Regions from separate parts of the Homo sapiens genome. Here region 1 is linked to region 2. The links are chromatin loops, found by intact Hi-C in ENCODE. Cell type or tissue: CD14-positive monocyte. All regions are shown on one strand.

Region 1 (8,000 bases), 610 kb before region 2:
CAAAACCCCATCTGTCCTCTTCTCTGCCTGAGCAAGGAGAACAACGCATTCAGCTGTGGGCTCCAGAAACTGCCTCTGGCTGCTGCTGTGTGGAGAAGGGGCTCCATGGAGCGAGCCCAAGGGCAGAAAGATCAGGGAGGTGGTCGTAGCAGGGTCCAGTGAGAGGTGATGGTGGTCTGGCCTGCAGCACGGGTAGTGGAGACACAGAAAAGAAGATGGATTTGAGAGATGTGTCTGAGGCGGAAATAATGGGACTTTGTAAAGGACAGAGAGTGTGAGGTGGAGGAGAAGGAAGAGGCTTGGATGATGTCAGAGTCCTGGGTTGGGGTAGGGGCAGGCGGTGATGCCCACAGGAGCCAGGGAATGAGGAGGGGCACATGTTTGGTATATGCTGATGTCAGTTTGGGATGTGGTGGGCCTGAAGGGCTTGTGAGACATCCAGGGGAAATGGTCCAGGAGGCAAAGTGGTGTGTTGGCTTCACAAGGTGGACCCAAGGTGAGGGCACAGATGAGGACACTCCCCAGGTCAGACAGAGCACAGGCCTAATTCAGTGGAGGCCCAGAGGGCAGAGCCCTTTCCACCCTGGGCCTTCACCTTCTGCGCCTTCCATTTACATCATCCACAAACCTCCCTGGATGTTCAGTTTGGTGGGGAATGAGGCTTGAATGTGGCACCGGTGGGAAGGGTTCCCCACTTTGAGTTCTGTGGGTTTCTACTTTTACCTGGTGGGTGTGGTGGGGTCATAGCAAGCCTCATGAAGAAAGTGGGGTTTGAGGTCAGGAGTTCGAGACCAGCCTGGCCAGGAAGTGGAGTTTGAATTCTTTCTCAAAGGTGGGCCAGTGGTGCATATGGGAGATGACAATGTTAGGCACAGAGAGAAGAGCACAGATGATTGTCATGGCTGTTGAAGAGAATGAAAGAAAAGACAAATTTTAGAACCAAGACATCATGAGCCCCTGTGAGGTACTGTCTTCACTTCCCATGGCAGGTACAACAAATAACCACAAACCAAGTGGTTTGAAACAATTCACATTGATTCTCTGAAGGTCTGGAGGTCGAAAGTCTGAAACAGTTTCACAGGGCTAAGGTCAAGGTATCAGCAAGCCTGGTTCTTCTGGAGGCTCTAAGGGAAGCCTTTGTTTTCTTGCCTCTTTTAGTCTCTAGGGGCTGCCATATTCCTTGGCTGAGGCCCCTTCTTCCATGTTCAAAGTACATCAGATTGGTGAGGACCTTCTCCTGTGACCCTGACCCTCTGCATCGCTCTTATAAGGACGGTGTGATTACACCAGGCACATCCAGCTCCTGCAGGCTAATCCATGATGATTTCAAACTTCTTCATGTAGTCACACCTGCAAAATCCCTCTTGCCATACTAAGTATCTTTCCCAGGTCCTGGGGATTCAAACATGAACATCTTTGGGGGCTTTATCCAGCTGACCACAGGCACCAGCACAGTCATCATCACCAGGGCATGGAGAGCCACATTCAGCCCAGGACCATGTCTAACCCAAGGCCCAGGCTTCATTGCCACTCCAGGCTGACTCTCCTTTTCTTTTTTGAGACGGAGCCTCGCTATGTCGCCAGGCTGGAGTGCAGTGGCGGGAGCTCAGCTCACTGCAACCTTCACCCTCCCTGGTTCAAATGATTCTCCAGCCTCAGCCTCCCAAGTAGCTGGGATTACAAGCGCGAGCCACCACACCTGGCTAGTTTTTGTATTTTTTAGTAGAGACAGGGTTTCACCGTATTGGCCAAGCTGGTCTCCAACTCCTGACATCGTGATCTGCCTGCCTCCGCCTCCCACAGTGCTGGGATTACAGGCCTGAGCCACCACGCCCAGTCTCCAGGCTGACTCTCTAGCAATTCCTGGACAGAATGGCCACAGCTCCTGAGCTGAGGACTTGTCTAGTTTTGCATTAAATTGTATCCCAGTAGTTAGATAAACAAGGCTGGGAATGTCTGGGTTGAACCCAGCTAAATGGGCTCCTTACAGCAGGACTTCTCAGAGCCTTTACCCCATGCTGGATACTGTGACACTCTAAACTTCATTCACCATGGAACCTTTACGAGATAACAACATTTCAAACAGAACACAGTTTGAGCAGTGCTGCATAGGCCAGGCTACTGCATGGGGTGTTCAGCCAGAAGAAAAGAAACCTCAGAAGAGCAGGCACTCCCTTCAGCTCTCAGAAGGGCTATAGTGGGAAGAGACAGCCTTAGTTCCAAGTTCCTTTATTCAACAAGCACACCTGGGTGCTGAGGACAGATTGGTGAATTACATAAACCTGTTTCCTGCCCTAAAGGAGTTTACCATCTATTGTAATAGATAAGGGCTGTGGAGAAATAGACAGGGTACAAAGAGAGGAAATAGGGTGTTCAGAGAAGGTGTCATTTAAACCAAGACCTGGGCTGGGTGCGCTGGCCCACGCCTGTAATCCCAGCACTTTGGGAAGCTGAGGTGGATCACCTGAGGTCAAGAGTTCAAGACCAGCCTGGCCAACATGGTGAAATGCTGTCTCTACTAAAAATACTAAAAAAAAAAAAAAAAAAAAAATTAGCTGGGTGTGGTGGCATGCACCTGTAGTCCCAGCTACTCAGGAGGCCGAGGCAGGAGAACTGCTTGAACCCAGGAGGCAGAGGTTGCTGTGAGCCGAGATCGTGCCATTGCACTCCAGCCTGAGTGACAGAGTGAGACTCCGTCTCAAAACAAAACAAAACAAAAAACCAAGACCTGAAGGAGGACTCGGCAGCACACAGAGTGAGGGGAATGGGCACTCCAGGCCAAAGGAACAGCATGAGCAAAGGCCCTCAGGTGGCTGGCAAAGAATATGGCCTAGTTGAGGAATCAGAAGGATGAAAGGAAGGCAGTGTGGTTAAAACCCAGTGGACATGGATGGAGAAGAGGAGAGGCTTGCTGGGAGAAGGTGCTGGAAATACTAGGTTACACAGGCACTTTGGGCCACAGTGAATAGTTGAAAGTCAGCATATACGTGTTAAGCGAGAAACTGCATAATTAAAACACACAAACACAGACACACAGAACAGTAACAAGCCCATTGTTTGGAGAATAGACAGGGAGAGGCTAGAGGGCAATATTGCATCTGCTGTTTCCACAGTGTCCAGGACAGTTCCTGGTAAGCAGCATGTGCTCATCAATGATTTGTTGAATGAATAAATCAATAAGAGAGGTAGGAGGCTGGGTGCGGTGGCTCAGGCCTGTAATCCGAGCACTTTGGGAGGCTGAGGCAGAAGGATCATTTGAGGTCAAGGGTTCGAGACCAGGTTGGCCAACATAGTGAAAACCCGTCTCTACCAAAAAGACAAATAATTAGCCAGGTGTGATGGCCCACACCTGTAGTCCCAGCTACTCAGGAGGCTGAGGCAAGAGAACCGCTTGAACCCACAAGGTGGAGATTGCAGTGAGCCGAGATGGAGCCACTGTACTCCAGCCTGGGTGACAAAGCGAGACCCTGTCCCCCCGCCCCAAAAAAGAGGTAGAAACATTAGCATGAAGGCTATTGCAGAAGTCCCTGCAGTTGAGGGTGACTTGGAGATGGAAAATGGATGGGAAGAAGCGGTTGCATTCAAGGTATATTTTGGAACTAGAAGCAACAGGACCTGTTCATGGGTTGAAGGTGAAGGTGTAAGGTAAGGGAGGAATCTAGAATGTTTCCTGGGTTTCTGCCTTGAGTAACTGGCTGGAGGATGATGTCATTTCCTGTGAAGGGGAAGATTGGGAGAGATTAAGGGATATAGTCCTGGGTGACCAGGAAGAGAAGCAAGATGCCACCCCTGAACATGTTGGGTTTGAGGTGCCTCGGAGCTACCCAAGTGAAGATACCCAGTTGGCAGTCTGGAGCCCAGAGAAGGGTGAGGGGTGGAGATCTAAACTTGGGAGGCATCGTGCGCAGATGGGTTTTAAAACCATGTCATGAGCAAGATCACCCGGGGAGAGAGGGCAAATAAAGAGAGAAGAAGGCCAGGAACTAGGTGGGTTCAAAACAGTCTTATTAAAACAAACAAACGAAAAAAGAAAGCAGATGAAGAAAGGGGGCGTTACTGTGGTGAGCTGGAGCGATTTGTTTAATACCTCTGAGTTTGTTTCCTCCTCCGTCAAATGAGATAATAATTCCTTCTCATTGGACACACTCCAAAGCTTGCCTGACCACGGACGGGGGCTCAACCGCTGATGGAGTCCGAGCAAAGCTCAGAATTCTCCATCCTGACAAGTCCTGGAGAGGGACAGACTTAACTCTCCTCCAGCCAAAGGCAGCAGGACTAGAGCCTTTAGCCACCTCGGTGGGTGATCCTCCTTATAGCTCGGGCCCTTGCCATGCTTCTCCCGAGCCTGAGCCCGCCCCACGCTGGGCACCAAGTCCACCTTGTCCGCAGCTTCTCAGAATGACCACCAGAGGGCGCAGTTCCTCACCGCGGGCGCTTGCCTGCCTCCTCCCCGCTGCCTCCTCTCCTCCCTCTCATTCCCCTCCTACTGCGCCTCCGCTGGATCCTTCATCCTAACGTCCCTCCCACTTGCCCTGCACGAGGCTCTGTGTCTAACATTGAGGACATGGGGTCCCGGAGCCTGAGGATTTCATGGGCTGGGCAACAAAGGAGAACAGTTATAATCGTGGAGGGAGAGTATGATGAAGGGGAAAGTAAGGGCTGGGGTAAAGAGGCCCAAATTAAACCTAAATTCTGCCGCCTATTAACTGCGAGACCTTAGATACACGGCTTCACTTCCCAGAGCCTGGCGGGACTAACCTATGTTGGAGGGTTGTTGTGAGAGGTACATGACATGTCAGTTTGTATATGTGCCGGCTAGTGATTCTAACAGCATCCACCTCAGAAGGCTGCTTTGAGAATTAAATGAAATAATACACATAGGTTGCCTATTTAATAGTAGACACTCAAAAATCCTAGCTCTTTAAGAAGTATTAATATAAAGAACAACTCACAGTAGGCCCTTAACGCTAGTTCTTTCCCCTATAATTCTATCCCCATCCCTAGTCTGTGGATTTGGAAACAGGCCCAGAGAGGGTCTGTGCTTCCTCAAGGTCACCTAAGGAATGAGAAGCAGAACCGGTACCTGTCATTCTTCTGTGCCCGGCCTAAAGCCAGTAGCACAGACAGAAATCCCGGGTCCTTAGGGCCAAACTGTCAAAAAAAAAAAAAAGTCCTCTTCATTCTTTGCTAAGGGCAAGAGGCCACCAGGGCAGGCCAGGCCTTGCCAGCAGAGGTGGGCACTCAGCACCCAGTGGCTAATGGGGTCCTCTGTATGGCACCCACCAGCAGCACTTGGCTTTGGTCGCAGGTTCATTTGGTTATTTCTTGTTAGATGAATCAGCCTGCTGGCTGAGAGCTCTGAGGCATTCAAGACCTTTAAAAACTGGGCCTAGTGAGGAGCACCTCTGCCCAGCCGCCCCACCATCTGGGAAGTGAGGAGCCCCTCTGCCCGTTCACCACGCAACCCTCCAGGTTCCCCTGAACCCAACATGTTCAAGGGTGGACTTTTGCTTCTCTTCCTGGTCACCCAGGACTATATCCCTTGATCTCTCCCAATCTTCCCCTTCAGAGGAAATGACTTCTGTGTGATCTTTCTGCCCTTCCCAAGTTTGCATTTTTGACATTAAAGTTTACTTTTAAATTAAAAAAAATAAAAAATAAAAAATAAAAACTGGGCCTAATATAATTCCTAATTTTTAGTTCCATGCTTGTCTTCTCCCACTCCTCCACCACTTTATGTTCCAGATACTTTCATTCATCCATTCATGCATGCATGCATGCATGCATTCATTCATTCAATACATTCTCTAATATATGCCAGACCAGAAGGTCTTGCCAGGAGGTCTACAAATAATCTATAGTTAACATCATGCTTAATGATGAGAAACTGGATCCTTTCCCCTTAAGCTTGGGAACCAGGCGAGGATGTTGTCTCTTACCATCTAGTGCAATAAAACAAACGAATAAAAAGAAATAAAAGTTATACAGATTGGGAAGGAAGAAATAAAACTCTTTACTCACAGGTGACGTCGCCGTCTATGTAAAAAAAACCCCAAAGAATCTACAAAAAGTCTCCTGGAACTAGGAAGTTGCCGAGACCAGCTTGGTGGGAGAGACCCTAACCCAGCAGCGCTGGAGGAATTAAAGACATACACACAGAAATATAGAGGTGTGGAGTGGGAAATCAGGTGTCTCACAGCCTTCAGAGCTGACAGCCTCGAAAAGAGATTTACCCACGTATTTATTAACAGCAAGCCAGTGATAAGCATTGTTTCTATAGATTATAGATTAACTTAAAGTATTCCTCAGGGAAACAAAGGGATGGGCCAAAATAAAGGGATGGGTTTGGCTAGTTATCTGCAGCAGGAGCATGTCCTTAAGGCACAGATGGCTCATGCTATTGTTTGTGATTTAAGAACGTCTTTAAGCGGTTATCTGCCCTGGGTGGGCCAGGTGTTCCTTGCTCTCATTCCGGTAAACCCACAACCTTTGTCACGGCCATCACGAACATGTCACAGTGCTGCAGAGATTTTGTTTATGGCCAGTTTTGGGGCCAGTTTATGGCCCGATTTTGGGGGCCTATTCCCAACAGAAGTAAAAATGGCAAGGTCCCAGGACACAAGATCAATATATACAAAAGTTAATTCCTCTTTATTTAATTTATACATTTAATGCAACCCCAACAAAAACATCAATAAACTTTTTTTTTTTGTGGAACTAGACATGTTGATACTGAGCCTCATATGGAAGACGCTGTCTTTAATGTTTTCCTGGCTAATCCTTCATACCTATTTTTCCATATAATGCTCAGTATCAACTTGTTTAGTTCCATTAAAAAGTTGATTAGTGGCCGGACACAGTGGCTCATGCCTGTAATCCTAGCACTTTGGGAGGCTGAGGTGGGCAGATCATGAGGTCAGGAGTTCGAGACCAGCCTGGCCAATATGGTGAAACCCCATCTCTACTAAAAAATATAAAAATTAGCTGGGTGTGGTGCTGCGCACCTGTATTCCCAGCCACTCAGGAGACTGAGGCAGGAGAATTGCTGGAACCCAGGAGGCGGAGGTTGCGGTGAGCCAAGATCACGCCACTGCACTCCAGCCTGGGTGACAGAGCGAGACTCCATCTCAAAATAAAAATTTATTGGTGTTCTTACTGGGATTGCATTAAATTTATAAATTAAATAAGAAGGAACTTATATTTTTATGATGTTGAGACATCCTAAACAGGAACAAGTGATGTCTTTTCGTTTATTTTACTTCTACTTGAGCATCTTCCAGGAGTGTTGTAAAGTTCTTCTTATATAGCTTTTGCATATTTCTTATTACGTTTATTCCTAAGTAGTTCATCTTCTTTGTTACTATATAAATAGAGTTTTCTCCTTCATTATATTCCCTAACTAGACATTGCTTGTGTATACTGAGGTTATTAATTTTTGTATGTTAATTTTATATCCTGCTATTTCACTGAATTTTCCGTTATCTGGATTAATTTTACCATTCATTCTCTAGGGTTTTCGGGGTATGCAATCATATCATCTGCAAGGGATAAATTTACTCCTTTTCCCCCAAATTCTTGTTTCCTATTGATTTCTCTGACTGCTTTGCCTAATATCTCCAGTACAACATAGAATAGTAGAGGGCCTCTTTGTTTTTTCCTGCACTTAGCAGAAACACTTCCAGTATTTCCCCATTCAAATTCTAGCTTTAACAGGAGTTTGAGACACACCTGGCCAACACGGTGAAACCCCGTCTCTACTAAAAATACAAAAATTAGCCGGGTGTGGTGGCACATGCCTGTAATCCCAGCTACTTGGGAGGCTGAGGCAGGAGAATCGCTTGAATCCAGGAGGCGGAGGTTGCAGTGAGCCGAGATCACGCCACTGCACTCCAGGCTGGCGACAGAGCAAGGCTCCGTCTCAAAAAAAAAAAATCTAGCTTTAGGAACAAGGTATGTATATTTTATTATATTGAGAAAACACCCATTCATTTCACTCTGTG
Region 2 (8,000 bases):
ACTGTCCTGCCCCAAACACACCCCCAAGAAGGATGGCTGCAGCTAGGCCACAGGGTAGACTAAAGGAAGTTCTTTAGCATGCTCACCCGGAAGGCAACCTGAGTGCTCCCTCCTGGGAATAAAGATGAAGCTGCAGGCTGGGCATGGTGGCTCACGCCTATAATCCCAGCACTTTGGGAGGCCGAGGCGGGTGGATCACTTGAGGTCAGGAGTTTAAGACCAGCCTGGTGAACGTGGTGAAACCCAGTCTCTACTAAAAATACAAAAATTAGTTGAGTATGATGGTGGGTGCCTGTAATCCCAGCCACCCAGAAGGCTGAGGCAGGAGAATCACTTGAACCCAGGAGGCAAAAGTTGCAGTGAGCCAAGATAGCGCCACTGCACTCCAGTCTGGTGATAGAGCAAGACTCTGTCTCAAAAGAAAAAAAAGATGGGCCAGGCGCAGTGGCTCAAGCCTGTAATCCCAGCACTTTGGGAGGCTGAGGCGGGTGGATCACGAGGTTAGGAGTTGAAGACCAGCCTGGCCAACATGGCGAAACCCCATCTCTACTAAAAATACAAAAATTAGCCAGGCGTGGTGGCAGGTGCCTGTAATCACAGTTGCTTGGGAGGCTGAGGCGGAGAACTGCTTGAACCTGGGAGGCGGAGATTGCAGTGAGCCGAGATCGCACCACTGCACTCCAGTCTGGGCGACAGAGCGAGACTCTGTTTCAAAAAAAAAAAAAAAAGAAGAAGAAGCTGCAGCTGCCCAGCCAAAGAGGCTGCACCAAATGACCACCAAAGGGCTCCCTAAAGGATCTGAACACTTGCCTTGGAAGAACAGGAGGGAGTGTGCTTTGTGCCGTAACCAAGTCAGACTTTTCAGGAGTTCTTGGTTCTGGGCCTGTGTTCGTTGTGGGATGTGGGCAGGCCCAACCCTTTCTGAGCCTGAGACACCAAGGGCCCTTCTACCTTTGACTTCTATGTAGCATCAAAACTGGGCACCCAAATACAGAGGCCCCTTGGGGGACTTCAGGCTAAAATTTCCCTTATTGATGCCTAGAGAGGAACAGGGATAAGATCAAGGTCATGCAGCAAGTTGAGGACACTCCCATCATTGGTACAGTGACCTAGAATCCTGAGTCCACTCTGCTGGCCTCTGCGTTTGCCCTTCCATGCTCCTGGGTTTTTCTGCAACAAATATTTGCAGTTTGTTACCATGGTTTTTTGTTTTGTTTTGTTTTTTTCTGAGGCAGAGTTACTCTGTCACCCAAGGTGGAGTGTAGTGGTGCAATCTTGGCTCACTGCAGCCTCGACCCGCCAGGCTCAAGCAATCCTCCCACCTCAGTAGCTGGGACTACAGGTGCATGCCACTGCTCCCAGGTAAATTTTGCATTTTTAGTAGAGATGGGGTTTTGCCATGTTGGCCAGGCTGGTCTCCAACTCCTGGGCTTAAGCGATCCGCCCACCTCAGCCTCCCAAAGTGCTGGGATTACAGGCATGAGCCACTGCACCCAGCTCGTTACCACATTCTGCCCACCTATCTTCATGGGCAGCCCATCACTGCTTACTTCTTGCTTCCAGGCACCCAGCCTACTGACCACAGGGCCCCTTGAAAGGCCTTGGTATTAACATTTTGGCCGGGCCTGATCCCAGACCATGTGCTGCTTGCCCCACTGGGCCTTGCCTCTCCCTGGATCACTGGGTCGGCCTCTTGGCTGGCCTCCAGCTGCTGGTCTCTACCTCACAGCAGCCACAGAAGTGCTTCTGGTACTCAAGTCTGCCCAGGTCCCTGCCTGACTTGGAACAACTGGAGACTTCCCATGCTCTAAAACAGGGAGGGAACCTGACTTCTTGAGGGCGCAGGCACCTGAGTGGCCTCCTGATAGCTCCACATTAGCTTTGCTCAGACCCTGGGAGATTTGGCCGCTGCTGCCCTGTAGCTCCTGGGAGCAGTCTCACCATGCTGAGCCCATCCCTTTAGCTGCCTGTGGCCTTGCTATGCCAGGCAGCCTGATGAGCCTGGTTTCTATCACTCTCTTGCTGTGTGACTTTAGGCAAGTCACCTCTCCTCTCTGTGCTTCACTCTCTTCTGCAAAACAGAGTTAGTAATTCCAGTGTGACCCCACCAAGCTGTTGTTAGGATTTCGAGGCTGTGCATGGAAGTACCAGCACGGTGCCTGGCCCATTGCGGTGTACCGTGATCTGGTAAGGATGCTCTCAGAGTGCACCTGTCATTCAGTCATTCATCCAAAAGGACAGCACAAAGCTCCCATGGGGGCCAAGCCCCGTGCCACGGGGAGCAATGTGAATCAGGTGCCAGAGTCCCCACCCTGAAGGCGCTCTGGGTGATTCAGCAGAGAAGATGGGTGCAGGGACCCTCAGTCACACAGTGTGGTCACAGCTGTGGCAGCCCAGAAGGGGCACCTAAGCCCCCATACCTTGGAGGACCCCACTGAGTCATGGAAGGTGAGAAAGAGTGCGACATTAGGATCGGCATGGATAAGTCATGACGGCCAGGGTGAGCAGGGGCCTGGGAGCCCAGAGCAGATCTGCATCTGCTAAGCAGCATTTAGGGATGATGGGGGGCAGGGAAGGGTTTAACGGAGTGGGGGTGGTGATCGCTGGATCTGTGTGTGAGGGAAAATCCCTGGGCTGGGTGGGGGATGGATGGGGTGGGGAAAGGTATGGGCAGGCATGGAAGAGACAACACAGCCATCTGTGAGGAGGCTGGGACAGTGGTCCAGGCCAGGTAGATGGTGGGAACCGAGAGGAGAGGGGGCAATGGGGAGGGCAAGAGGAGGCAAACGGGAGGGATTTAGGAGAGGGAAGGGATGGGATGAACTCCCACATCAGGCACTGGAACCACCCCTGAGCTACTAACCCATTCAGTGACTCAGGCAAGCCCCTCCCCCTTGGGGGCCTCAGTTTACCTACATGTGAAATAGGACATGGGCCAGAAAATCCCTGGAGGCCCTCTCTACTCACACATCCTGTGGCTCTGTAAAGCAAGTGGCCTTCCCTGCTTCTGGAGGAGGAGGAGCAAAGCCCATCCCCACCCTACCCCTCCAAGCCTCATCCCTGGAGATGGGGCCCAAGCCCCAGGGCCAAGTGGGACAAGGGGTCTGACCCACTTAGGTGAGGGCAGGTAGCAGCGCCCTGGAGGCTGCATACACAGAGCTGCAGCGCCACCTACTGTCCATGTGGGAAGAGGCCACCAGTCCCAGGAGCCCGGCTCTGACCTAAATAAATCCCAGTGGACTGAAGCACAGCTAAGAGTTCCTACCTGGGCCCACTGGCCCAGTTCCCTCCCCGCCACCCCCAGGTCTCTCCAGATGGCTCGATGAATGCAAGATGCTTCCTTCTGTAATGGATTCTGACCACATCATTCTCTTGCTCAGAAACCTTTCATGGTTCCTCACTGCCCTTGGAGTCCATGCTTGCTCCTTAGTTGGCATTCAAGGCTCTTCCCATCCGGGCCTCTGCTGACCTCTGATGCCCCATTTCCTATACAGCAAAATACTCACCAGCTCCTTAAACGTTCCATACTTTCCCCAGTCTTGTGGCTTTGTATTAGGTTGGTGCAAAATTGCAATTTTTGCCTTTAGTCAACAGCAAAAACCACAATTACTTTTGCACCGACCAATATATATTCTTTTTTTTTGTGTTGAAACAGAGTCTTGCTCTGTCGCCCAGGCTGGAGTGCAATGATGTGATCTCAGCTCACTGCAACCTCCACCTCCCAGGTTCAAGCAATTCTCCTGCCTCAGCCTCCCGAGTAGCTGGGATTACGGGCACACCTCACCACGCCCAGCTAATTTTTGTATTTTTAGTAGAGACGAGGTTTCACCATGTTGGTCAGGCTGGTCTCGAACTCCTAACCTCGTGATCCACCCACCTCGGCCTCCCAAAGTGCTGGGGTAACAGGCGTGAGCCACTGCGCCTGGCCCCCGATATATATTCTTGCCTCTGCTTGAAATAACTTTCTCTGCCTTCTTGGCTTAAAAACCAGTGCAGGCCAGGCGTGGTGGCTCACACCTGTAATTCCAGCACTTTGGGAGGCCGAGGAGGGTGGATCACTTGAGGCCAGGAGTTCGAGACCAGCCTGGTCAACATGGTGAAACCCTGTCTCTACTAAAACAACAAAAATTAGCCAGGGGTGGTGGCACATGCCTGTAGTCCCAGCTGCTCTGAGGTTGAGCAAAAGAATTGCGTAAACTGGGAGGTGGAGATTGCAGTGAGCCGATATGGTGCCACTGCACTCCACCCTGGGCAACAGAGCAAGACTCCATCTCAAACAAAACAAAAAGTGCCAGTGCAAAGTCACCTCCTCCATGAGTTGCCTTCCTCAATATACCTTTCTCCCCAAGTTCACTACTGGGCACACAGCCTGCTCTCGATAAAAGTTCAATCCCATCTTCCTCTGGGTCCCCATAGTTCCTGTGCTGTCCTTTATCCCTGCATAGGCCAGGAATGTTTCTGTACCCATCTCTTGCCCTCCCCAGGCTCTGAGCTCAAGGGAAGAGACTGTGTGTGACCCATTGCTTCTCAGCATAAGGTCTGGTGTTCAATACATTTGCATTTATTAAGCATCTACTATGTGCCATTAGACTAGATGTTTTCCCGTGCTTTACCTCATTATAGACTTAAGTCACCTGTGTTGAACATGGGAGTCTTGACCACTTTGTTCCTGCTCTTCCTGTCAGCCAAAATGCCTTCCCATGAGCTTGCCACATAACCATGGGTGGCTCACTGGACTTTCATCTGGGCAAAGAGAAGGGTGTGCTGACACTACTCATGGCTCCTTCATCTGGGACCTACCCAAATCCCGTGGCTTTGCTCACAATCATCTGATCCTGTTGTGCCCAAGATGCCTGCTCCCATGCCTGGATACCTGCTGCAGCTGCTCCAAGCCAGGACCCTGCCAATCTGTCATTTTAGATCTTCAGCTCTGGGTTGGTCTTCCAGGTGCCTCTGCCTCCCAAGGAAACCCAAGGAACTCCGCCAGAAAGGGAATGCCTAAAAGAGCAGCAGTGGGGACTGTAGGGGTCCTCCTGCCTGCCCCTTTGTTATCCAGAGTGGGGCCCTGACTTGCCTGAAGTCACACAGGGACTCCGGTATTCCAATCCTCGGCCTTAAGATCGCTGCTATCCGGTTACTTCTATCTAAAAGCCCTAGAGAAGTTTCGGGAGACACTCAAAGGGCCCTTGTCTGGTTTCCAGGCTGACCAACTCTAATGGAGAAAAAGCTCACTCACTAAGCATACATCAAATGCCAGGCGTATAGAATCCTTCAGTGGAGGGATCATTCTCCCCATTTTACAGAGGAATAAAGTGAGGCTCAGAGTGAATGAAAGACTTTCCCAGGTCACATGTCTGCAGTAGAACTGGGGTTCTCGGGTGGCCTTGATCACCATGCTCGGCTCCCTTGAAGGCTGACGCACACAAATTAATTCCAAAGACAAGGCAGCAAATAACCAGATACAGGCTTTGGCGTTCTGAGACCCTGAGGGAGCAGGGAAGACTTCCTGGAGGTGGTGAGTGGGGCACTGAGAGAGGCCTTGGAAGAGGGTCCAAGCTGGACTAACGAGGAAGGAGGAGGGTTGGCAGGAGGGAGACATTCCCACTCCCGTCACCTGGGTGCAGGCACTGTGACTTCTGCCTACAGCCTCCTCACCCATCCCCTGCCACTCCCCCAGTCCCCCCCCGCCCCCCCCCGACACCAGCCAGAGTGGCCTTCCCGGAAAGCAAATGACTGGCCAGTCAGGGTCCTGCTTACAATCCCTCAGAGTCGCCCATCCTCCAGCATGGTTTGCCAAGGACCTGCTCGGGACTGGCTCTCCCCACTCTCTCCAGCCCCATCTTGAGCCACTACACCTTGAATTCAGCGTTTCAACAACACACAGTATTTGGAATTTCTCCAACTGCCCCCCTGTTGGTCTTTGCATATTCTGTTCCCTCTGTCCATCATATCCGTTCATCTTTCAGAGCTTAGCTGAAATCCCTCCAGGACGCCTTCCCTGAGCCCCGGATTGAGTGGGGTGCCCTCCCCCAGCTCCCACCCTGGGTCTGTGTCTGCCTGCCCTGCCCATGCCCGCCCCACAAGGCCCACGCTTGCGCCCTCGGGCTGCGCAGGGCGAGGGTTTGGGGGCGCGGTACTGACGGGTGTCCAGGCCTCTCCTCGAAGGGTTCCGCGCGCAGAAAGGTGGGCCGGGGCCAGAAGACGCGCTGGAAAGGCGTTTTCTGCCCCCTCCGGGCCTCGGGAATATTTGTGGGCTGCCGGCGGGGCAGGCGGGGTGGGGGAGGCTGCCCGGCGGGCGGGAAGCCCCGCGCACTCGGGTCCCCTGCGGTCCCCGGCGGGGGTCGGCGCGTGCGGAAAGCGGCCCGAGCCCCCAACCTCGGCCCGTCCGCAACCGAAGAGGAGGCGACCGCAGCCTGGAAAAGAAGAGCCCCCAGCTGTTTCCTTCCACCCGGGCGGGCGGGACGGAGAAGGGAGGGAGCCTGGGAGAGACGCAGGTGTGGCGCTCGCCTGTGCTGGCGGGGTGGCAGCCGGGGCGTGGCACCCTCGGAGTCTCGACTCTGCCCACTTCTCAGGCAGAAAACTGAGGTGGTCCCATGGCCAGAGCTAAGAAAGGCAGTGCTGATTCCTGGGCCCCCGCTGCTCACAGCGTCCTTCAGCATCCCAGTAGGCCGAGGGCATCTCACTCTTAGGTGACCACAAGAATCACGGGGACAGTTGTTAAAATGCAGATTTCAAGGCCCCATCTCCCAGAGACGCAGTAGGTCTGAGATGGGACCCAGAAATCAGCTCTTTAAAACAAGGAAATAGTCCACATGTTGTGAAGCACTGGTGAAGAGATGCTTTGGAATAGGAAGCTTCCCCCTCGGCCTAGTTACAGCAGAGAGCAGAGAGCGAGGACTCGGAAGGGAGGGACTTGGACCCTGAAGCCCAGGCTTTCCTGCTGGGTGACTAACTTCTCTGTGTCTTGATTTTATCTTGCCTAAAGTGGAGATAACATTCAGCCCACAAGGTTCTGTAAAATCAAAGAGATGTGAGTAAAAGTGCTTTACTAACTTCACCACCACCATCATTATTATTCACTGTCACCGCCCATCCCCTAGGCAAGGAAAGAAGCCATCCTGAACCTGTGGGGTGATGAGCTCAGATGCTACCACCTCTGCAAAGGCAGCCCTGGTCATTTGGGAGGAAGCCCTCTTTCCTCTGAACTGAACACCACTCCTTCACCCCCATTTGGTGCTCCTTGTACGTGCCCAGGGCTGACTGCAGTACCATGTGCCATTTTTTCACCAAAATATGAGCTCTACCTTTGGGGCTCCTCAAAGTCAGCAATTATGTCAGAAGGGCTGCATGGTAGAGACCTGAGTTTAAGTCTCAGGTCTGTCATTTACTGAGAGATCTTGAAACCGCCTTTGTAAAATTATGACTGAGACAGTGAAAGAGATCTAACTTAACTGACTCCATTTTGCTTCTAACCTCCAAGCTGTCCTTGTTCATTCCTAAGCATAGATTGAACTATCTTTGGGAGAAATTTAGTTTATAGTTTATTGTTTAAACAAAGATGGTAACAGACCTTTCCCAAAGCAGACCTCCTTCTTGCCTGGGGACTAGATTGCTTTGGCAGGTCTAACATTAGCCACAAGATAAGGAATTATATGCAGCTGGAGGATACAAGATTCTGACCCTCTCTAACCTGCTCTAAGATCAGTGCTTGAGATGTTTCACAGGCCCTGCACTTGATGGATCAGCTGGCACCACCCAGATCAATAAACTGGCTCATCTGATCTTGTGGCCCCCACCCAGGAACTGACTCAGCGCAAGAAGACAGCTTCCACTCCCTGTGATTTCATCTCTGACCAATCAGCACTCCTGGCACACTGTCTTCCCCCCACCCACCAAGTTATCCTTCAAAACTCTGCTCCCCAATGCCTGGGGAGACTGATTTGAGTAATAATAAAACTCTGGTCTCCCGCACAGCCAGCTCTGCATGAATTACTCTTTCT

What was found. Peaks named below come from ENCODE experiments on the same cell type or tissue, not always from the same donor. Only the 100,000 strongest peaks of a DNase experiment are listed, where the experiment ranks them.
Region 1: a loop joins it to region 2, with 3 times the contacts of the local background. A loop is called at or near these places in 13 of 110 quality-filtered maps.

Annotation. Positions count from the first base shown.
Region 1 is chr11:75,702,038-75,710,037 of GRCh38, forward strand. It overlaps LOC105369392 (a long non-coding RNA gene), which reads right to left. Exons shown (of 3, transcript XR_950316.4): 2 at 724-902; 3 at 1-181. Among named protein-coding and RNA genes, the nearest start is that of MOGAT2, 12 kb to the right of the region's middle. In CD14-positive monocyte, CTCF peaks have their summits at 4,399 (motif pointing right) and 4,603; a DNase peak (open chromatin) is centred at 4,414.
Region 2 is chr11:76,315,795-76,323,794 of GRCh38, forward strand. LOC105369395 (a long non-coding RNA gene) reads left to right here. Exons shown (of 5, transcript XR_950333.3): 5 at 4,686-4,865. Among named protein-coding and RNA genes, the nearest start is that of THAP12, 61 kb to the right of the region's middle. RefSeq lists an enhancer at 3,275-3,334. In CD14-positive monocyte, CTCF peaks have their summits at 3,155 (motif pointing left) and 3,355; a DNase peak (open chromatin) is centred at 3,187; H3K27me3 peaks cover 3,523 bases.